Regions from separate parts of the Homo sapiens genome. Here region 2 is linked to region 1. Evidence: chromatin loops called from intact Hi-C (ENCODE). Cell type or tissue: Caco-2. All regions are shown on one strand. Links, peaks and the distances in the headings refer to the core of each region. The heading gives the core; the rest is flanking DNA.

Region 1 (10,474 bases), core at 4,781-7,280:
CTGAATGGAACCCACCTCCTGGCCAAGAAGAACCCAAAACAGAAAAACATTCAGACCCTGACAGGAAGTGGGAGTCGAACATGCCTCATTATACCCTCCTCCCTGTGTTGCTTCCCTTTTAGCCTAACTGCTAACGTGAAGGCCCAGAACTCCTGGCAATAACAGGGAGCACTAGGTTGCCATTCTTTAAAACAAAGCTGCTGAACCATCTATGAGCTCTGTCCTGGCAAAAGGTATTGTGAGAGGCAACACAGTTTACATTTCATTAGGTTTATTCCCACATCCTTGGTGAGATTTGCCCATGATTTCAGACTTTACCTGGGGAAATAAACCCTATTCCTGGTTCACAATGTGATGGATTTTGAGAATTTATAAATCAGGAAAGACTTATAAATGCATTCTATTTTATTTCATGGGCATGTAGCACAGGATAAAGTGGCAAGAATCTTCAACTGCTACATATTTTCCATGATTGTGAGAGCTAAAGCAGAAGGAAAGTTTAATGTTTCTCAAAGAGCAAAGACAAACAGAAAGCAGAAGGCCTGAGGATCAGCATCACATAAACAACAAGCTGAGGAGCAGGGGATCCCCGAGAGAGTCAAGAAACTGAGGGAGGAAAGGTTTATGGGAAGGAAGAAGTGATGAATGGTGTGAAATGTCACCTAGTGGTCAAGCAAGAGGATCTGAAACATTTTCCTTTGTGTTTATGAATTTGAGAATTTGGATGACTTTATAGAGAAATTTAAATAGAAAGATAAATAGCAAATATAGAACTTCTCAGAGGCTCAAATGAGAAAAATTTAGAAGGAAAAGAATACATGTAAAGAGAGAGATTTGTTCTATAAACTTGAGATTGCTTTCTGAGAGGATTAGTTGCATCGTCTTTGTGTGTATATTGGCTGGGGAGGGTTTCGCTAAAAAACCAAAAACCTGCTAGACAAATTCTAAAAGAGCTGTAACACTACTTCATGTCTTTTTGTAATCTACTACTTTAAATTTTTAAAGAAAAATTGTAAGTAATTTTTACATAAGTTTTACTTTATTTTACATAATTAAAAAATACCATAGGCCAGGCACCATGGCTCACGCCTGTACGCCTGTAATCCCAGCACTTTGGGAGGCCGAGACGGGTAGATCAGCAGAGGTCAGGAGTTCAAAACCAGCCTGACCAACAAGGTGAAACCCCATCTCTATTAAAAATACAAACATTAGCCAGGTGTAGTGGCAGGGGCCTGTAGTCCCAGCTACTTGGGAGGCTGAGGCAGGAGAATTGCTTGAACCCGGGAGGTGGAGGTTGCAGTGAGCTGAGATCGCACCACTGCACTCCAGCCTGGGTGACAGAGGAATACTCCGTCTTAAAAATATAAAATACTATAAATAAGCCATCGTATTTTTATTCAACTTTAATGAGTTTATTTTTTAACAAGTTTTTTTCTTACACTGATACTGTTATCCAATTTAATGAAATATTTAATAAAATTTCAGTTTAACACATAACTCTGATTCAATGCTTATGATGATATTAATATAGTAAAAATCCTAAATAATAATGTGTTTTAGCTAGCCATACTTTTTATGTGTAGTGTACTCAGAGTTGCAGACATTGGCAGTTCCAGAAACTCATTTCAGTGTACCAGTTTTTCTTAACACAGATGAATAATAGAATTTCCCCCCTACTCACAACTCCAAAAGCTTTCTACTGTTTAATTCTATTCATGTGTTGTAATCTATAGTTATTCACTCGAATTCTGTTACTTTTGCCTTAAAAAGTGATAAAAAACATAATTCTAAAACATAACCTAGACCTTAAGTGCTGAAGAGTTTCTTGGCTTCCATTATATGCCTTACCTGTATTTCCATATATTAAATTATTTCACAAAGTCAAGGTCCATACATTCTCATGTTAACATCATTGATACATATGGTTTGGAAAAGAGAATACGAGAGGGAACAGCTAAGGTCATCTGTGAATTCATTCAATCTGTTTATGTCTGAGCCCATTGAGATTTATTGAGGAAAATAGTCATGCTCCTTGAAACTAAAGACTAATCTCTGGAGCAAAGAGCCCCAAGTGGTTTGATAGCAAGACTCACCCCTTATTCTCTCGATAGATGTTTGCACAGAATAACATGGGTGAGGAAGCGTAAAAATTGATGGTTTTGAGAAAAATGTACTTTTCTCATGAAAAGTTTTCAACATATTGTGACGTAGAAGGAAGTAGAACAGATAAAGAACTAGATATGTGTTGAGTGAGTACTAGATAGGGATATATGGACAAAATAGAATGCCAAGTATTTACATTTGGACAGTATTACGCTGTAAATAAATATATGCAAAATAAGTTATTATGCAAAATTAAAGATGACAGGTTTCATCAGATACCCAGATTTTAGGTTGAAGGTCATTGTTATCTCCCATTTTTCCAGAGTCACAGAGTGAATTCATCAAAGGGCATTGATTCTTGGGTGATTAGCACAGCCATGGAATTTTTCAAAGATGCTTTATATTAAATTTCTATATGATTTAGGCCACAATTTTGTTCATGTTACTTTCTTAAATTTTATATGCAATATAAATAATACTACCTGTTACTTAATTGTTACTGATGTTTGTCGTTATTTCATCTAACCTAAATATTTATATAAGTGAAAACGAGAAGCTCTATAATATGGGAATTGAATGAAGCCACTACATGGAGAATGATACGCATTCCTCAGAAACCATGTGTAATCAACGAATTTCCAAGTTCCTACAACTTAAGCTTCCTAGAATTTGACTCTGATCACATACTGAAATCCATAATCTTACTGCCACTTCTTTTTTCCCTTAGTTTAAGGAACCAGCATAAAAACACAATTCTATTGCCAATCAAATTTTGGTTTTCTGAAATCCTAGTATAAATAAGATTTTAAAATAAAGCAAAAACAAGAATAATGCATATGGCTTTGTACTTCTCTTCAACAGGCCTGGATTTCCTGAGAAACTTTATAATTTGTCTTCAAAATTTGGGCTCTGCTGCCTATTATAGACTGAAATCTATATACACAGAGTATACAGACTACTTCTTATTGTTGTATCTCCATTTAATAACAATAAATCATTTTGGAAGCTCAAAGTGTTGAGATTTGAGAGAGCTTAACTGTTCACTGAGTATAATGGCAAGATACAATGCTTGGAAAATCGTGTGTGTGTGTGTGTGTGTGTGTGTGTGTGTATTCATCACATACATCATAAGAAAATGAGTATTTAGGCCAGGCACGGTGGCTCGCGCCTGTAATCCCAGCACTTTGGGAGGCCAAGGTGGGCGGATCCCCTGGGGTCAAGAGATTGAGACCATCCTGGTCAACATGGTGAACCCCCATCTCTACTGAAAATACAAAAATTAGCCGGGTGTGGTGGCACACACCTGTAGTCCCAGCTACTCAGGAGGCTGAGGCAGGAGAATTGCTTGAACCTGGGAGGTGGAGGTTGCAGTGAGCCAAGATCATGCCACTGCACTCCAGCCTGGCCACAGGAGCAAGACTCCATCTCAAAAAAAAAAAAAAGTGTTTAAGTGGCATTATCATTAGTGTTCTAATTGCAACAGATTTCTAGCCTTTCAATATTACCTGCTAGCTTTTAGCTTTTGTTCTCTTTTAAGAAAATTCACAGTACAAGACCTGTGGAAAATTTAATTGATTCTCAAATACTCAGTTCTCTTATAATTTCCTGTTCATGTCATTCTCCTGAACATGGACAGTATACTAAGTATAAACAAGGTGATTTCTAAATTTGAAGTAAAGGGCATCACGAGATACTCTTTCACACTGAATGTGGGTATAGAAAACTGGTAGCTGATAAGAACACTGAAGAACTAGGAATTTATCTAGATCTTATTTTAACTGCAGATTCTGGTATAACTCCTCATGATGAGAAATATCTATTTTTACCAATTCCTCAAAATTTTTATCTTTATATTTCTATTCTCTGTATGTCTGAAATAATGGTTTTAAATGAGAAAAATAATTTTTAAAATTTAATCACTCATGTAAAAAGTAGTTTTTCTTGTCTTAGTGATATTCATTGATTTTCTAGATCCTCACTAACTTGCCCAGTAGTCATATGGGTCATTCAACAGATACACTCAACTGCCTTTATTTGAAAGGATCTATAAAAGGAACCCACTGCTCAGAGAAGTGCTCTCTGTATCCAACCTCGAAGTAACATTCCAAAAGAAACCACTGCACAGCATCAATGCTGCCTAGCTACAAAGAAAAGGATCAGGAACTAGGATTTCTACGCTTAAAAGAAACATATTAAGTTGTAGTTTAAGAAAATGTTTCTGCTGTTTTAGTTATGTAGCTATTCCTCTAGACTATCTTTTCATTAGATTTTAGTTTGTTGTTTAGCAGCTGTGTTCTTAGAAAGCTGATAATATGTTGAACATAGTTCAAATTTATTATATACAGCTCCAAAATTCATATTGAAAATTTTGGCCTTTTAAATAATACGATTCTCAAATAAGCTTTACTCATTGTGTTATACCAAATGTTGATACAAGTTATGTGTGTTTGTTGATACAATTATCAGATAATTCAAAACACAGCAATGTTTTTTATTTTTCAGGGAGTAACTTCTCAAGTATATTCCTTAAGTTGTTTAATATTGGAGGAAGAAAAATGAACCCTAAAATTTTCCTAATAGGCAGATTTTACCTTAAAGGTAATCTATTACTTAAAACAATGTGATCAAAAACAGTTGTGTTATTTGAAGTAAGAGTAAAGTTAATAGTGACAACATAATACTATTTTAATTGTAGTTGAGGGCTTTTTTTTGGTTTATTTTCAAAATATTTTCTCATAATGACTCTTCCAGGATATTTTAAGCTATTCCATATAAAAGCACAAATTTCTAGGATACAGTACCAGCTAGTTACTAATAAAGTTTGAATTGTCATCTTTATTTCCCATTGTAACATTCATAAAAATGGACATACATATGCAACATTATTAGAGTTCTACAAATTCAGTTTAGATTTAATTATCTAAAAGATATCAAAGGGATCATCACTAAGCAAATCACAAAGAAGCTGTAGAATCCAAACAAAGAAGAAATAAAATATTTCCACTACCTCTTGGAGAGATATGGTCTTCAGGGATGAAAAACTAACAGTAGCATCCTTTAAATTGGGATCTGGACAATAATTTTAAAACCTAGTAACAAAGCCTAGTAAATAAAAATTCCATCTAAATAATTACTGTATAAATTTTTTAAGACATAATTTAAAGATAATAATGATAAAATATAATACTTAACTGTGTATAAAATCCCAGATTTTTAAAATCAAAATGTAGAGTGAAGTGGCTGAGGCCAAATAAAATCATGCTTGATTCTTCCTTTTATTTAAATAAAATATAAATGGATAAGTTATTCTTTATGTTGTTAATTAGGGAAATCTATTTTTCTTAAAAAAATAAATCCAACCACTAAGCATGAAAAGACAAGAATATTTTCTGAATACTTACAGCAATAAAAACAAAAATAGCTTATAGAGAAAAAAGCCAAAACGCAGTAAAAATCAACAACTAAAACTCAGACAGAATGGTGGAAATGTCCATTACAATTATAAAATAAATGGATTAAATATATAAATATAAAAATATGTAGATTGTACACATATAAATATGTAGAAAAAACACATAAAATTTAGCTTTGATTAAAAATGAAATCTTGGTAGATTTTCACGGGAAAAATACAATTAAAAAGTTAAACATGAAAAATATATAGAAAAAAGCAAAAATTTGAGAGCTTTGTAAAAATACCTTTTCAAGGATAATTGTATTAATTTTTTGCTTTAATCTGAAAATTGTTAATGCAAAAATTAGGAGGGGTCTTTGGTGGAAATAATGATTTTTTTTCATTACAAGTGTTGTACTACAAAATGTAGTGTTATAGACCATATAGTCATAATTTTCTAGGCACATCTAAAACAATTTGTTTTAAAACCACACAACTAAATGGAAATTGAACAACCTGCTCTTGAATAAATACTGGGTAAATAACGAAATTAAGGCAGAAACAAATAAGCTCTTTGAAACCAATGAGAACAAAGACACAATGTACCAGAATCTCTGGGACACAGCTAACGTACTGTTTACAGGGAAATTTATAGCACTAAATGATCACCTGAGAAAGTGGGAAAGATCTAAAGTCAACACCCTAACATCACAAAATAACTAGATAAGCAAGAGCAAACAAATTCCAAAGCTAGCAGAAGACAGGAAATAACTAAGATCAGAGCAGAACTGAAAGAGACAGAGACTCTTTCAAAAAATCTTTCAAAAAAATCAATGAATCCAGGAGCTGGTTTTTTGAAAAGATTAACAAAATCGATAGACTGCTAGCCAGACTAAGAAAGAAGAAAAGAGAGAAGAAACAAATAGATACAGTAAAAAATGATAAAGGGGATATAACCACTGATCCCACAGAAATACAAACTACCATCACAGAATACTATAAACACCTCTGTGTAAGTAAACTAGAAAATCTAAAGGAAATGGATAAATTCCTGGATACATACACTCTCCCAAGAATAAACCAGGAAGAAGTCGAATCCCCAAATAGACCAATAACAAGTTCTGAAATTGAGGGAGTAATTAATAGCCTACCAACCAGAAAAAGCCCAGGACCAGACAGATTCATAGCCAATTCTACCAGAGGTACAAAGAGGAGCTGGTACCATTCTTCCTGAAACTATTCCAAACAATAGAAAAACAGGGACTCCTCCCAATTCATTTTATGAGGCCAGCATTATCCTGATACTAAGACCTGGCAGAAACACAACAAAAAAAGAAAATTTCAGGCCAATATCCCTGATGAACACTGATGCAAAAATCATCCTCAATAAAATACCAGCAAACCGAATCCAGCAGCACATCAAAAGGCTTATCCACCACAAATGAGTCAGCTTCATCCCTGGGATGCCAGGCTGGTTCAGCATACACAAATCAATAAATGTAACCCATCACATAAACAGAACCAATGACAAAAACCACATGATTATCTCAATAGATGCAGAAAAGGCCTTCAATAAAATTCAACACATCTTCATGCCAAAAACACTCAATAAACTAGGTATTGATGAAACGTATCTCAAAATGATAAGCTATTTATGACAAACCCACAGCCAATATCATACTGAATGGGCAAAAGCTGAAAGTATTCCCTTTGAAAACCAGCACAAGACAAGGATGCCCTCTCTTACCACTCCTATTCAACATAGTACTGGACATTCGGGTCAGGGCAATAAGGCAAGGCAAAGAAATAAAGGTATTCAAATAGGAAGAGAGGAAGTCAAATTGTCTCTGTTTGCAGATGACATGATTGCATATTTAAGAAACCCTATCGTCTCAGCCCAAAAACTGCTTAAGCTGATAAGCAACTTCAGCAAAATCTCAGGATAGAAAATCAATGTGCAAAAATCACAAGCATTTCTATACACCAATAACAGACAGAAAGCCAAATCATGAGTGAACTCCTATTCACAATTGCTACAAAGAGTATAAATACCTAGATATCCAACTTACAAGGGATGTGAAGGACCTCTTGAAGGAGAACTACAAACCACTGCTCAAGGAAACAAGAGAGGATACAAACAAATGGAAAAAAATTCCATGCTCATGGGTAGGAAGAATCAATATCGTGAAAATGGCCATACTGCTCAAAATAATTTATAGATTCAATGTAATTTCCATTAAGCTACCATTGACTTTCTTCACAGAATTAAAAAAAAAACTACTTTAAATTTCACATGGAACGGAAAAAGAGCCTGTATAGCCAACACAATCCTAAGCAAAAAGAACAAAGCTGGAGGCATCACGCTACCTGACTTCAAACTATACTGCAAGGCTACAGTAACCAAAACAGCATGGTACTGGTACCAAAACAGATATATAAACCAATGGAATAGAACAAAGGCCTCAGAAATAATGCCACACAGCTACAACCATCTGATCTTTGACAAACCTGACAAAAATAAGCCATGGGGAAAGGATTCCCTATTTAATAAATGATGTTGGGAAAATGGTGAGCCATATGCAGAAAACTGAAACTGGACCCCTTCCTTACACCTTATACAAAAACTAACTCAAGATGGATTAAAGACTTAAACATAAGGCCTAATACCATTAAAACCCAAGAAGAAAACTAGGCAATACCATTCAGGACATAGGCATGGGCAAAGACTTCATGACTAAAACACCAAAAGCAATGGCAACAAAAGCCAAAATAGACAAATAGGATCTAATTAAACTAAACAGCTTCTGCACAGCAAAAGAAACTATCATCAGCGTGAACAGGCATCCTACAGAATGGGAGAAAATTTTTGCAATCTATCCATCTGACAAAGGACTAATATCCAGAATCTACAAAAAACTTTAACAAATTTACAAGAATAAAACAAACAATCCCATCAAAAAGTGGGCAAAGGATATGAACAGACAGTTCTCAAAAGAAGACATTTATGTGGCCAATAAACATATGAAAAAAAGCTCATCACTGGTCATTAGAGAAATGCAAATCAAAACCAGAGTGAGATATCATCTCATGCCAGTTAGAATAGCAATCATTAAAAAGTCAGGAAACAACAGCTGCTGGAGAGGATGTGGAGAAACAGGAACACTTTTACACTGTTTTGGGGAGTGTAAATTAGTTCAACCATTGTAGAAGACAGTGTGGTGATTCCTCAAGGAACTAGAACCAGAAATATCATTTGATCCAGCAATCCCATTACTTGGTATATACCCAAAGGATTATAAATAATTCTACCATAAAGACACACGCACACGTATGTTTACTGTAGCACTATTCACAATAGCAAAGGCTTGGAACCAACCCAACTGCCCATCAATTATAGACTGGATAGAGAAAATGTGGCACATATACACCATGGAATACTATGCAGCCATAAAAAGGATGAGTTCATGTCTTTTGTAGGGACATGGATGAAGCTGTAAACCATCATTCTTAGCAAACTAAGAAAGGAACAGAAAACAAAACACTGCATATTCTCACTCATAAGTGGGAACTGAACAATGAGAACACATGGACACAGGCAGAGGAACATTACATACCAGGGCCTGTCGGGGTGTGGGGTCAAGGGGAGGGATAGCATTAGAAGAAATACCTAACGCAGATGACGGATTAATGGGTGCAGCAAATCACCATGGCACATGTCTATCTATGTAACAAACCTGCATATTCTGCACGTGTCTCCCAGAACTTAAAGTATAATTTTAAAAAAAGAAAAAGAATAATTTGTTTTAAAAGATCTCCTTTGCATTTAAGCATTCTTTTTCACTCTTTCTTCTTCTGTTTCCAAAATAACTTAAAAACATTCTGCCAAAAGAAAATAATCTTTAAAATAAATAACAATAATTGAGTCTAGGAATATGTCCTCAGTTATTGCAACCATTTTACTATGTGAAGGTCAAGAAATCTATCTAACATCCTGTTTATATCGAAGAGTTTATATATTTTTCTCATCAATCTTGTATTTCTATATCTTTCTTATGAAGCATGCAACTTGTATAGGCACATATAGACCATAATACAAAAAATAATATTTTCTATCTTTATCAAGGGAAATGAAATGTTCTCACTAATTACTTCCAGGACATAGCAATCTGACTGAGAATTGAAGATGGCCATGAACATAACTGGAAATTAAGCACATAAGGTCAGAGTTCAAAATTATCATACTACAGTAGAAAAAACAACAGACTACAACTTAGGAGAATTTAGGGAGGTTCTTTTAGGAGAATTTTGGGACAATTTGAGAGGTAAAATCCTTTTACCTCTCAACTTTCCCAGGTCTCGTATTCCAAAATTGCATGATACTATGTAACTCCAAGGTATTGAGCTTAGTCCAAACTTAAGGTTTTTCAGTGGGTGTCACCATAAGGAAATTGTATAAACTTTTGAAGGTATTCTGTCATGTAGTAATAAATATAGCTTAAGAAAGTGCTATAATCATTAATTTACATGGAATTAACAGTTAAAGTACATATTTGTTAATGTAGGGTGAAAAAACACATTATAATATCAATTGTAGTTGAGGTTCAAGGTTATTTTGTGAAAATAATAAAGAATAAAGAATTAAATAGAATAAAAAGTTATTACATATAATAAAGGCTAACAGGGAAAGAGATCTTACAATTGATAATAAAGAAATTAAACCTATTGTAAAAAGCACAGATTGGCAACCTATGGCCCAAAAACCAAATCTAGGCCACTTCCTGTTTTTGAAATAAAGTTTTATGCGAACATAAATACCTTCATTATATATTGTCTATGGCTGATTTTACCCTACAGAAATATAATTGAATAGTTGCCACAGATAATATATGGCCCACAATGCTTAAAATATTTATTATCTAGCCCTTTATTGAAAAAGTTTGTCAACATCTGGTAGAGGAATTTCAAGATGAAAATGCTA
Region 2 (10,474 bases), core at 3,568-6,067, 75 kb before region 1:
TTTTACATTGGTTTTCCAGTTCACTGATCTTTTTTCTTTTCTTTTTTTTTTTTTTTTTTGAGATGGAGTTTCACTCTGTTGCCTAGGCTGGAGGGCAGTGCAGTGGTGAGAGCTCACTGCAACCTCCGCCTCCCAGGCTCAAGCAATTCTCCTGCCTCAGTCTCCCAGGTAGCTGGGACTACAGGCGTGTGCCATCATGCCCAGCTAATTTTTTTATTTTTAGTAGAGACTGGGTTTCACCATATTGACCAGGCTGGTCTGGAACTCTTGACCTCGTGATCCGCCTGCTTCGGCCTCCCAAAGTGCTGGGACTACAGATGTGAGCCACCGTGCCCAGCCTCCAGTTCCCTAATCTTTTGGGAATCAATGTCCAATCTGCCATTAATCATATCTAATGCATTAAAATTTTTTTGACATTATTTTCATTTCTAAAAGTACAATTTGGGTCTTTTTTATATCCATCCTCCCTCTTTTTAACAGGCCAATATTTCCTATAGGTTTTTGAAAATATGGAGTACAATTATAAGCTATTTTGATGTCCTTGTCTACTAATTATATCTATTTCTCGGATAGTGTGTTTTGATAGAATTTTCTCCTTATGATTACATTTTCCTTTTTTCTTTTCATGCCCGGATATTTTTATAGGATAGCAGAAATTGCAATTTTTATCTTGTTTGGTGCTGCATATTTTGTGTTATATGTTTGTATTTTATGTATTTTTTATATGAGATTTATCCGTTTGTCTGGAGGGAGCCCAGTGCTTGTTCCTTCTCCTTTTTTGCAGTGTTTTTTTCTCCTGTCCTCAATTTCCTCATATACGTGTGCTGATCAATCCTCAGCTGAAGACTGAGGGGAAACCTCTGCACATATTCAGAGTCTCTGTTGGAGCAGCCCTGTCTTCTCTGGGATTTTGCCCTATATACTACAGCTGTCTAAGAATCCCTAGACTCCAAGCTCTGTTGCCTCACCTCAGGGAACCAAGATCCTACCAAATTCCCACTTCCTATGAAGTAGCCTTGTTGTCTGAGGTATTACCCAGAGTTCTTTGTCTCATGACCAAGAAAAATAAGGAGCATGGACACCAAAGGTGAGGTTGGAGTGACAGTTTAATAAGCAAAAGAGGAATCACTCTATAGCAGAAAGGGAGCCCAAAAGAGGGTTGCCAGCTATAAGGCTGAGTTTAGGGACTTTATGGACTGGAATGGAGAGGAATAAGCTGACTGGTCTACAGGTCATTTTGGAGAAAGCACAAGTTAGAACGATGTATGATAGTGTAAAGAACCAATTGGAGGCAGAGGTGAAGTCTTGGCCTGGCACCTTGGCCCCGGACCAGTCAGGTATTGAAGTGATGACTCACCCTATGTAAATGAATACTTAGCCCACAGCCAATTATAGAAAGGTAGGCATATGTAAAATAGGTGAAAACTAAGAGACCAATAGGTGAAAAGTAAGAAACTAAGTCATGCCAAGGAGAGACAAATGTGTCCAAAAAGAGGTTGAATTTGTTCATCTCAGTTCACAGGGCAAGCATTTCTATTCAAGGACATGCGCTCTTTCTTTTCTGGGGCCTACTGCTTGATTTTCAGGCTGTTCTTTGTTTGAAGGAATTTTACCAATGACCCACCCTAACTGCCTGCCTGACTGCTTTCTTACTTTCTCCTTTTTCAGCTAGGCATGGCCTCTTTCCAGGCAGTAAACTGTGGTAATTATAGGCCTCAACTTTTTTATGTCTTGCCTCTCAGGAATAATTGTCCTTCATTGCTGGATGTCTAACATATTGAAAAACATTCTCATGTATTTTATGCCAAATGACAAATTTGTCCTCTGTAATTCTATATTGGCTGGAAATTTAAGTCCAGTGTGCTTTTCTTTTGATTTATCCTGTTTTAGGGTATATTGCTCTCTGTAATCAAACTTGATTTTTAAAAACAATTTACATTTTTTTCACCACTTCCTTTCTATTTCTACTCCTACCCATCTGTTATTAGTAGCTCCTCTACCTCTACCACTCCATTACCCATATACATGTTCTACCTTTTCTCTGTATCTCTTTTATCATCTTTCTGTACATATGTATTCTTTTCTTTTTAATCTCTTTAAACTTACTCCTGAAAATTTTCTTCTGACATGTCTTTCAGTGCCTAATTATTTTTCTAATATGTTATTGAACCCATATTTAGAGTTCTTACTTTGGTTTTATATTTCTCAGTTCTAGAATTTAGATTTATTTTGTTTGTCTAGTTTTCTGTTTTTAGGTTTCCAATTTTCTCTTATAAATCTCATTTTCTTTCCATCTCCTTGAACATAGTAAATGTACTTAATTTGAATTATGTGTGTCATACTTTCATTAGCTGTATTCCCTGAGCATTCATTTTTATTGTCTGTTGTTTCTCTTGGTTTATGTTTATGTTATTATATTCCTCATCTTCCACTTTCATTTTGAATGATAGATACTGAATACGAAAAAAAGTTTAGAAATAATTTTAAGCCTTGGATAGTGTTCTTCCTTCAGAGAGGAATTTATTTGCTTCTGCTAGGAGGCTATCAAGGTACCAGCAAGTCAAAATTATAGAGCTGGTATGTTTCCAAAGTCACTCTTACTCCCAAGGTATTATCTTTTGTGATATAACTACAGAGAACAGAGAAATACCAGGTGCCTCTTTCTCTATGTTCTGGAATCTAATATTTTTCCACTAGCACAGGATTGTCAAAATGATCACTCAACTCCTTAGCTTCTCATCCTCTTCTTGATTTAGCAAACAATATCTTGAAAAATGCAATGCCAGGTTGGGGCCTACCTTACTGCGATTCTGCCTTCTTTTGGATCCTGGCCTAAACATCCTTCATAGTCTTATTAGATGTCTAATATAAGTAGATATTTTTAATACTTTTTTCAGATTTATTAATTGTTTCAATGGAAGTGTTGGTCTGGATTGCCTTGCTTCTGATTACTAGAATATAAAATTCCATTGTTATTCTCACGTTTTTACATAAGTACATGCATTTGTTTGATAAAAGTAAAGTCAATCAAAATTAAATGCATTCGGAAATAAGTAAATTTTATTTGATCAGCAGTAAGAATCCACTATAAATTCTGGTTGAAGGTAGAGACATGAAGGCAATATTATTGGAGAAATGGATAGAATTAGAAATTTTTAAAATAATAATTGACTATAAATGTCCATAATTTCAAATGGGGCTAAATTTTCATAACTAATCATTATATTAGTAGATCTTTGTTTGACCTAATAGTAAAAATAAGTTAGTGTGCTAATTAATTGTTCACAGATTTTCTATTACAATGCTAGTAGCAGAGATTTTACTTTGAGCCAGAGTCAAATCCAATGTAGGGGTGGAAAGCTATTTGTGTGTATGTGTGAATGTGTTTGTTTGTGTGTGGTCAGTGTAAACTTAAAGAGATTTGGGTGAAATTAAGTTTGGGAGAATGATCAAAATTAGAAATATATGATATAAGAATTACTTAAAGTTTTATACTGGAAAAAATAAAGTGATTTACTACAAAAATTAATTAGGAAATATCTATGTGAGCTCACTATTTTAGTAAGAAATATATATTTCAGCACTGTCACCAAACAGACCCAGCAGGGAGTGAATACCATCAGTGAACATGGAGAAAAAATAAAATATTTATACCTAGTGCCGATATTTAGACTCTATTTCACTCTAAATTTAAACTTTTATGTGAAGAGTAACTGATTTCATGTCTTTGACCAGGAAAACATTAAAAATAAAAAGTGTATGAAATATTGCTAGAAAGCAAAGATGCTTTTAAAATGTCTGGGGGAGTATTGAAATTAAGGCATTTCCATAAGCTAAACTGTTACCAAGTGAGACTGAAAAAGAGACTAATAATCATGGCCAATAGGCATTAAAAGAATGAAATCATATCCTTTGCAGTAACAGAGATGGAGCTGGAGACCATTTTCCTAAGTGAACTAACTTAGAAACAGAAAATCAAATATCACATGTTCTCACATATAAGTGGGAGCTAAACAATGGATACATATGAACATAAAGATGGAAATAATAGATACTGGGGACTCCAAAAGTGGAGAGGGTGGGAGGGGGCTGAGGTTAAAAATTACCTATTGGGTACAATGTTCAATTAAAAAAAAACTATGTGAAAGAAATGGAGCTAAAAGTCCTATTGATATAGTAAGTGATGTATAATTTTTAGAAATGTTTTAACTCAATGTATGTTAGTTCTAATTTGAATTACCAGTTCATAATCAATATCAAAGAGTTAATAATCTAGATGCTATAACTTTCTGCTATCTGGTTACATTCTTTTTGTTAGATTACCTTTACCATGGAAAAGTATCAAAATAATATCATTACCTTTGTGAGTATCAGAATAATATATATTACTGTACAAAGAAAGTATAAGAATCAATATAGAATAAAACTCATGGAGTTTAAATTTTAAAATAGGTGCAGTTGGAACTCTTTTGTTGAGTTTGTGAGTGCTGAGCTTCTGTATTTTTTATCTTCCGTTTAAGAGGTTTGATGTATTTTTTAAAATACAATAATAAATTCATAATTTTATTTTAAATTAATAAGATCATTTAATTGATTAATCTTAGCATTTAAAAACATATTAATCAAAATGTAGGTCTCCTAAACTGAGCATGAATTAAAGCAGGAGAAAACCCCCCTTTGTATAAATATCCCTGAGACATTCAAGATATCTAGGAATTCTGAATTTTAACATGTCTGACCACGTCTGGCCAACTGTTAAAAGAGTCAAGAGAGGACCATGTGTAAAGGCTTTCTATAGGCAAAAAGAGGCAGGCCAAAATAACTTTCCCATTACAAAGCCTTCGTCATTACAAAGGTGGTAATAATTCTCACTACACCATGGTGGTTTTCAACAGCCTGGGCTAATAGCCACGTGTCTGAGTCCTTATGAAAGAAAGTGATATAAGTAAAAATAATAGGGCTGTGGCAGGCCAGGTCTCACTAACAGCTGAACAGGCAGGCCTCCATGACGACTTTTTTAGCACTGACTGAGTGGTTAAGTTAAACATTAAAAGCTGATAGGGCCAGTGCCCTTATACAAAGGCTGGAATGTAACAAAAGCCCACCAAGGGTTTTGCCAAGGCTTTTCCTGGGCCCTGAAGCGTGACAAGATAATGAGGGAATTCTTAACAGGACCCGTTTAAGATTAAACAAGTTTTATTGGGGGTCTGAAGAAACTCTGCAGACCTCCACAAACAAGTTTTATTGGGGAACTCCCCAAACCTCCATGATTTCGCAGGAGACAAGATAAGGGTAATCACCCCTATCACCTGGACCCATCAAGATTAAGTAAATTTACTGAGGCTCCAGAGCAAGGCCTTAAGGACTCAGACCTTAGTTATAGATTAGAAGAAGTTAATCATTTGTGTCTTTAGATGAATGCACACTTACACTTACAGGTAGACATGTAGCTTAGAAGGTATATAAGCGCTGGAAAACTTTGTAATATTGAGTTGGTCTGGTAATACTTTCTCGGCCTTCTCCTTGTACCCAGTAACAGAAATAAACTCTTCTTTCCCAGTTCATCTGCATCTCGTTATTGGGCCACAAGAATAAGCAGCCTGACCCTTGGTTTGGTCTGAGAACAGGGCCATAACGCAAGAGCACACAAGCAGCAACTCATGTCACATAGAATATACTACAAAGGTATATTCAACTCGCAACACATCAGTGAGTAGCTTTGATGCCATGAGGGCATTGGTGCCTCAGTGGTGATGCCTCAGGTTAGCTCCAGATGGAGCAATAAGTTGCTTAGCAGAAATCCTAGTGCCTAACAGAGTACTTGTAGGCCTGCCAAAACCAAGGTGGCTGAAAGAGTACCTGGAAGATCTGAAGACACAGCTGGGTAAGTGCAGTGGGATAGTTCATGGACAAATGACAAACATGCTCTAGAAACACTTGGGCTGAGCTTGTCAGGGATGAAGATCCTGCAAGATGCGATTTGGAAGAATGGCAGCAGTAACAATAAATGTCACTAATGTTAATGTGACCTAATATACATAAATGCTTTAATATCTGGATAACTTGTATTTCATACTTATTAAAATAAATTCTGAGGGTATAAAATTGTAACATCATTGTTCTAGGGGAAATTCTGGCTATGTTTAAAAATAAAGAATCTTTTAATAATTGAAATTTTAAAACTCTCAAGTATGAATATTTCTACTATGGTAATTTATAATACAAATATAGTTTTTAAATGTTGAAGCATTTGTTGAAATTCATTTTATTGCCATGACCAAACACAAATAAAAATAATTTCATTATAGTTTTATATAAATGAGCTTAGTGGGAATGCAAATTCTCATTAGCTGTGATGAAAAGACACCTATCCTATTAACAAAAGACCATCTTTGAAAATTTGTTAGCCTCTGCTACTTTTTAGACAGCATTCTATGTGCTCAGCTTAAAGCAGTGAACAAGACAGAGAATGTCTGTGCTTCCACAGAGACCTACAATGTCAGGGAGGGAGGGAGAAATATCCAAACAAGAAACAAAAAGGATAACGCATTGGTAGGTATTGTACCTCTACTTTCTTTGGGAGCAATTGTCATATATAAAAACTCTCAAGGACATTGGACATTGCCCCTTTATAATGGTGACCATATAACTTACTGCTTGAACCAGGGCACTTCAGAGAGTAAAAAGTAATGCTTAAAAAATTAAATAATTTGGCTGAGCATGGTGGCTCATGCCTGTAATCCCAGCACTTTGGGAGGCTGAGGTGAGTGGATCACTTGAGGTCAGGAGTTTGAGACCAGCCTGGCCAACATGGTGAAACTCCGTATTTACTAAAAATACAAAAATTAGCCTGGCATGGTGGCATGTTCCTGTAATCCCAACTACTCAGGAGGCTGAGGCAGGAGAATTACTTGAACCGGAAGGTGGAGGTTGCAGTGAGCCAAGATTGTGCCACTGCACTCCAGCGTAGACAACAGAGCAAGATACTGTCACAAAAAAATCAAACAAATGAAGTAATTTAATTTTTAAATATTTATTGACTGATAAATTAGTTTGATTATATTTATTGACCTGCAAAACACTTTTGCTAAAAAATTACATTCAAAAATAACTTTCTTAAAAATAATATACATCTGTACATATTAAAGCAAAATTTTAAAAAATCCCATTCATTATCTAAAATTAAACATAGACTAAGTAAATTACTTATTCTTGGTACATAATCAGTTTTTAAACTTTATTTTCTTCTAATACTTTGTCACTGATATTTTTCTGAAGCACTTAGATTTTTTTCAGCTGGTCTTATTTTTATTTTTCCAAATAACTCCAATAATTTTTAAAGTTATATTTTATACTTAGTAACTTTAAAACAGTTTATAATTCTTCTCTAAAGAAAATATTAATGGAGAAAATATTCTTTCTACATGTGAGGTACTTGGTAATCTCAAAAAATTTTTTTGATGGGCGATATTATCAATTTTTGTTCTTTTCATATTGAAATGTGTAAAATTTTAAACCCATGTATTTTTCCAGTTATTTTCTTCTTTTTTCTCCTTTAGAAGACCTTTCTTTGATAAATATTTTTAAGCTAAACTCATAAAATAAATCCTATTTATTAACTTTTTGAATAGTTTACATTTAGATACAAATTGTAGACCTTCTTAATTTAATTTTATCCTAGTATAGAGTGTAAATTTATCCAATTAAAAATAGCAGTTATGTCAAAAGATTCTTTCAAGTCAAAACATCACAATTACAGGATTTCCAGATTAAGTCTTGTGAACTGTTTGATCTTTCATTTTTCATTCTGTTCAGTTCCACACTTTATCTGGTAGAAATAATTTTAGTATTTTCTGGTTTGTAAGCTTTGACTTCCAAGTCTTGATATAAATTTAAAAAGTGGCTGAAGATTGACTAAAGGAGTCAATAAGAAATTTCCAGGTGTGATAGAATCATTCTATACCTCAGTGGTGTAATGGTTAAATAAATGAATGCTTTTAGGAAAACTCATCAAAATATACATTTAAGATCTTTATATTACACTGAATGTAGATCTTACTATGATAAAAAATCAACTGAAAAAATAAAAAACTCAGAGCTTATGTGAGAAAAGTTAAAAAACAAGATGAAATAAGCTATATAATCCAATATCATTTATATAAACTAAAAATATGTCCACACAAAATAACAATACATGTTTCATAAAACACATACGGGGTGAAAAAACATAACATTCAATGGTATAGAATGGTTGCTGTGGTTGGGTAGGGGAGAGGGGAGCAGGGGAAGGAGTGGTGCAGAGGAAAAGTGAGAATAAACAAGTAAAGTGGAATTTGCTTCCATGGACCTTTCACGTACGTATTCCTTTCAGATACAACTTTCTGACCTAAAATGCAACCTATGCATTTGACGAAGGTCTAATTTCCAGAATCGATAAGGAACTTAAACAAATTTACAAGCAAGAACCAAACAACTCCATTACAAAGTGGGCAAAGAACATGAACAGACACCTTTCAAAAGAAGACATACACATGGTCAATAAGCATATGTAAAAATGCTCAACATCACTACTCACTAGAGAAATGCAAGTCAAAACCACCATGAGATACCATCTCACACCAGTCAGAATGACTCTTATTAAAAAGGCAAAAAATAACAGATGCTGGTGAAGTTGCAGAGAAAAGGGATCACATATACTGCTGGTGGGAATGTAAAGTAGTTCAACCACTGTAGAAAGCAGTGTGTGGATTCTTCAAATAACTTAAAACAGAATTACCATTCAACCCAGACATCCCATAATTGGGCATATACCCAAAGAAATATAAATTATTCCACCGTAAAGACACATATGTGCATATATGTTCATCACAGCACTATTCACAACACCAAAAACATGAAATCAATCTAAATACCTATCAACAGTATACTGAATAAAGAAAATGCAGGCTGGGTGTGGTGGCTCATGCCTGTAATCCCAGTACTTTGGGAGGCCAAAGTGGGTGGATCACGAGGTCAGGAGATTGAGACCATCCTGGCTAACATGGTGAAACCCCATCTCTACTATAAATACAAAAAAAAAAAAAATTAGCCATGCATGGTGGTGGACACCTGTAGCCCCAGCTACTCAGGAGGCTGAGTCAGGAGAATGGTGTGAACCTGGGAGGTGGAGCTTGCAGTGAGCCAAGATCGTGCCACTGCACTCCAGCCTGAGCAATAGAGCGAAACTCTGTCTCAAAAAAAGAAAAAAAGTAAAATATGGTACATATACACCATGGAATGCTATGCAGCCATAAAAAAGCACAAGATCATGTCCTTTGCAGCAACATGGATGGTGCTGGAAGCCATTATCCTAAGCAAATTAATGCAGGAACATAAAACAAATACTGCATCTTCTCACTTGTAATTGGGAGCTAAACAATGAGAACATATGAACATAAAAAGAGCAACAACAGATACCAAGGCCTACTTGAGGGTGGAGGTGGAGGAGGGAGAGGAGCAGAAAAAATATGTACTATGCTTAGTACCTGGGTGACCAAATAATCTGTACAACAAACCCCAGTGACCTACATAACAAACCTTCACATATACCCGTAAATCTAAAATAAAAGTTTAAAAAATTAAAGAAAATATGTTATCAGAATTTTATGAACAGTCTTGTTAAAGGAAATTTTACATATTTACATTGTGAATTTGTTTCTTGGCTAATCCAGTCTACTTGAGAGTAAAATTTCATTAAACTTGGACAATGAAAATTCTTCTCCCTATAGTCAAAAGTAATAATCAATATAATTTGACTCTAAAAATTCTAAAATGCACATGACTAATTTTTTTTAGTATGAAGGAAGAATGAGGGGAAATAGGTCTGTGGCAAAACAAATTAACTCTGATTCTATTTTTCACACATTTTGAATAAGAGATTCACACCTGCCATTTATAGAAGTGTAATTTTCACAGTCCTGAGGGTGAGTATCCACCTTCTTTATGGAAAGTTAAGCTATACAGTTTTGCAAATAGAATATTGCATTTGATTTAAGATTGTTGATTTAAGGTAAATATTTGCACAAGCATCATAGTCCATTTGTTAAGAAAAAATGATAATTCCTTAGGGCCAAGCTCATTTTCAAGATAGTGTTTCAGATACACCCAATCAGAGAATTTGTTGGTTCCAAATTAGATAAGATTGTAGATTTTAATCTATGGAATCAGTATCTAAAGATTAAAAACATGACATCACAAGATGCGAGAATGTTAGAATGTATTATTGAACCAACAATGAACACCATTTGTAGGCTTTTGGCTGTAGTATGTGAGAAAAATTATGCATTCTGTCTTCCTGACATGCTCTCTTCAGGCTTCATAATGTTGTTTTGGTAGCAGTGTAAAGTATTCTTTATTATTTTGTAAATGTGTCCTCAAAATAACAGGTATTATTTTGGTATAATTCTAGTTAAGTAAAACTCTGGCAGAACTGTTA

The links. Peaks named below come from ENCODE experiments on the same cell type or tissue, not always from the same donor. Only the 100,000 strongest peaks of a DNase experiment are listed, where the experiment ranks them.
Region 2: it touches region 1 in a loop (9-fold over the local background); 1 of 110 quality-filtered maps calls a loop at or near these places.

What each region holds. Positions count from the first base shown.
Region 1 is chr5:130,385,717-130,396,190 of GRCh38, forward strand. It overlaps the pseudogene RNU7-53P. Among named protein-coding and RNA genes, the nearest start is that of CHSY3-AS1, 490 kb to the left of the region's middle. In Caco-2, for the core only: no CTCF peak of the experiment used is centred there; no DNase peak of the experiment used is centred there.
Region 2 is chr5:130,312,191-130,322,664 of GRCh38, forward strand. No RefSeq gene overlaps it. Among named protein-coding and RNA genes, the nearest start is that of CHSY3-AS1, 410 kb to the left of the region's middle. In Caco-2, for the core only: no CTCF peak of the experiment used is centred there; a DNase peak (open chromatin) is centred at 5,121.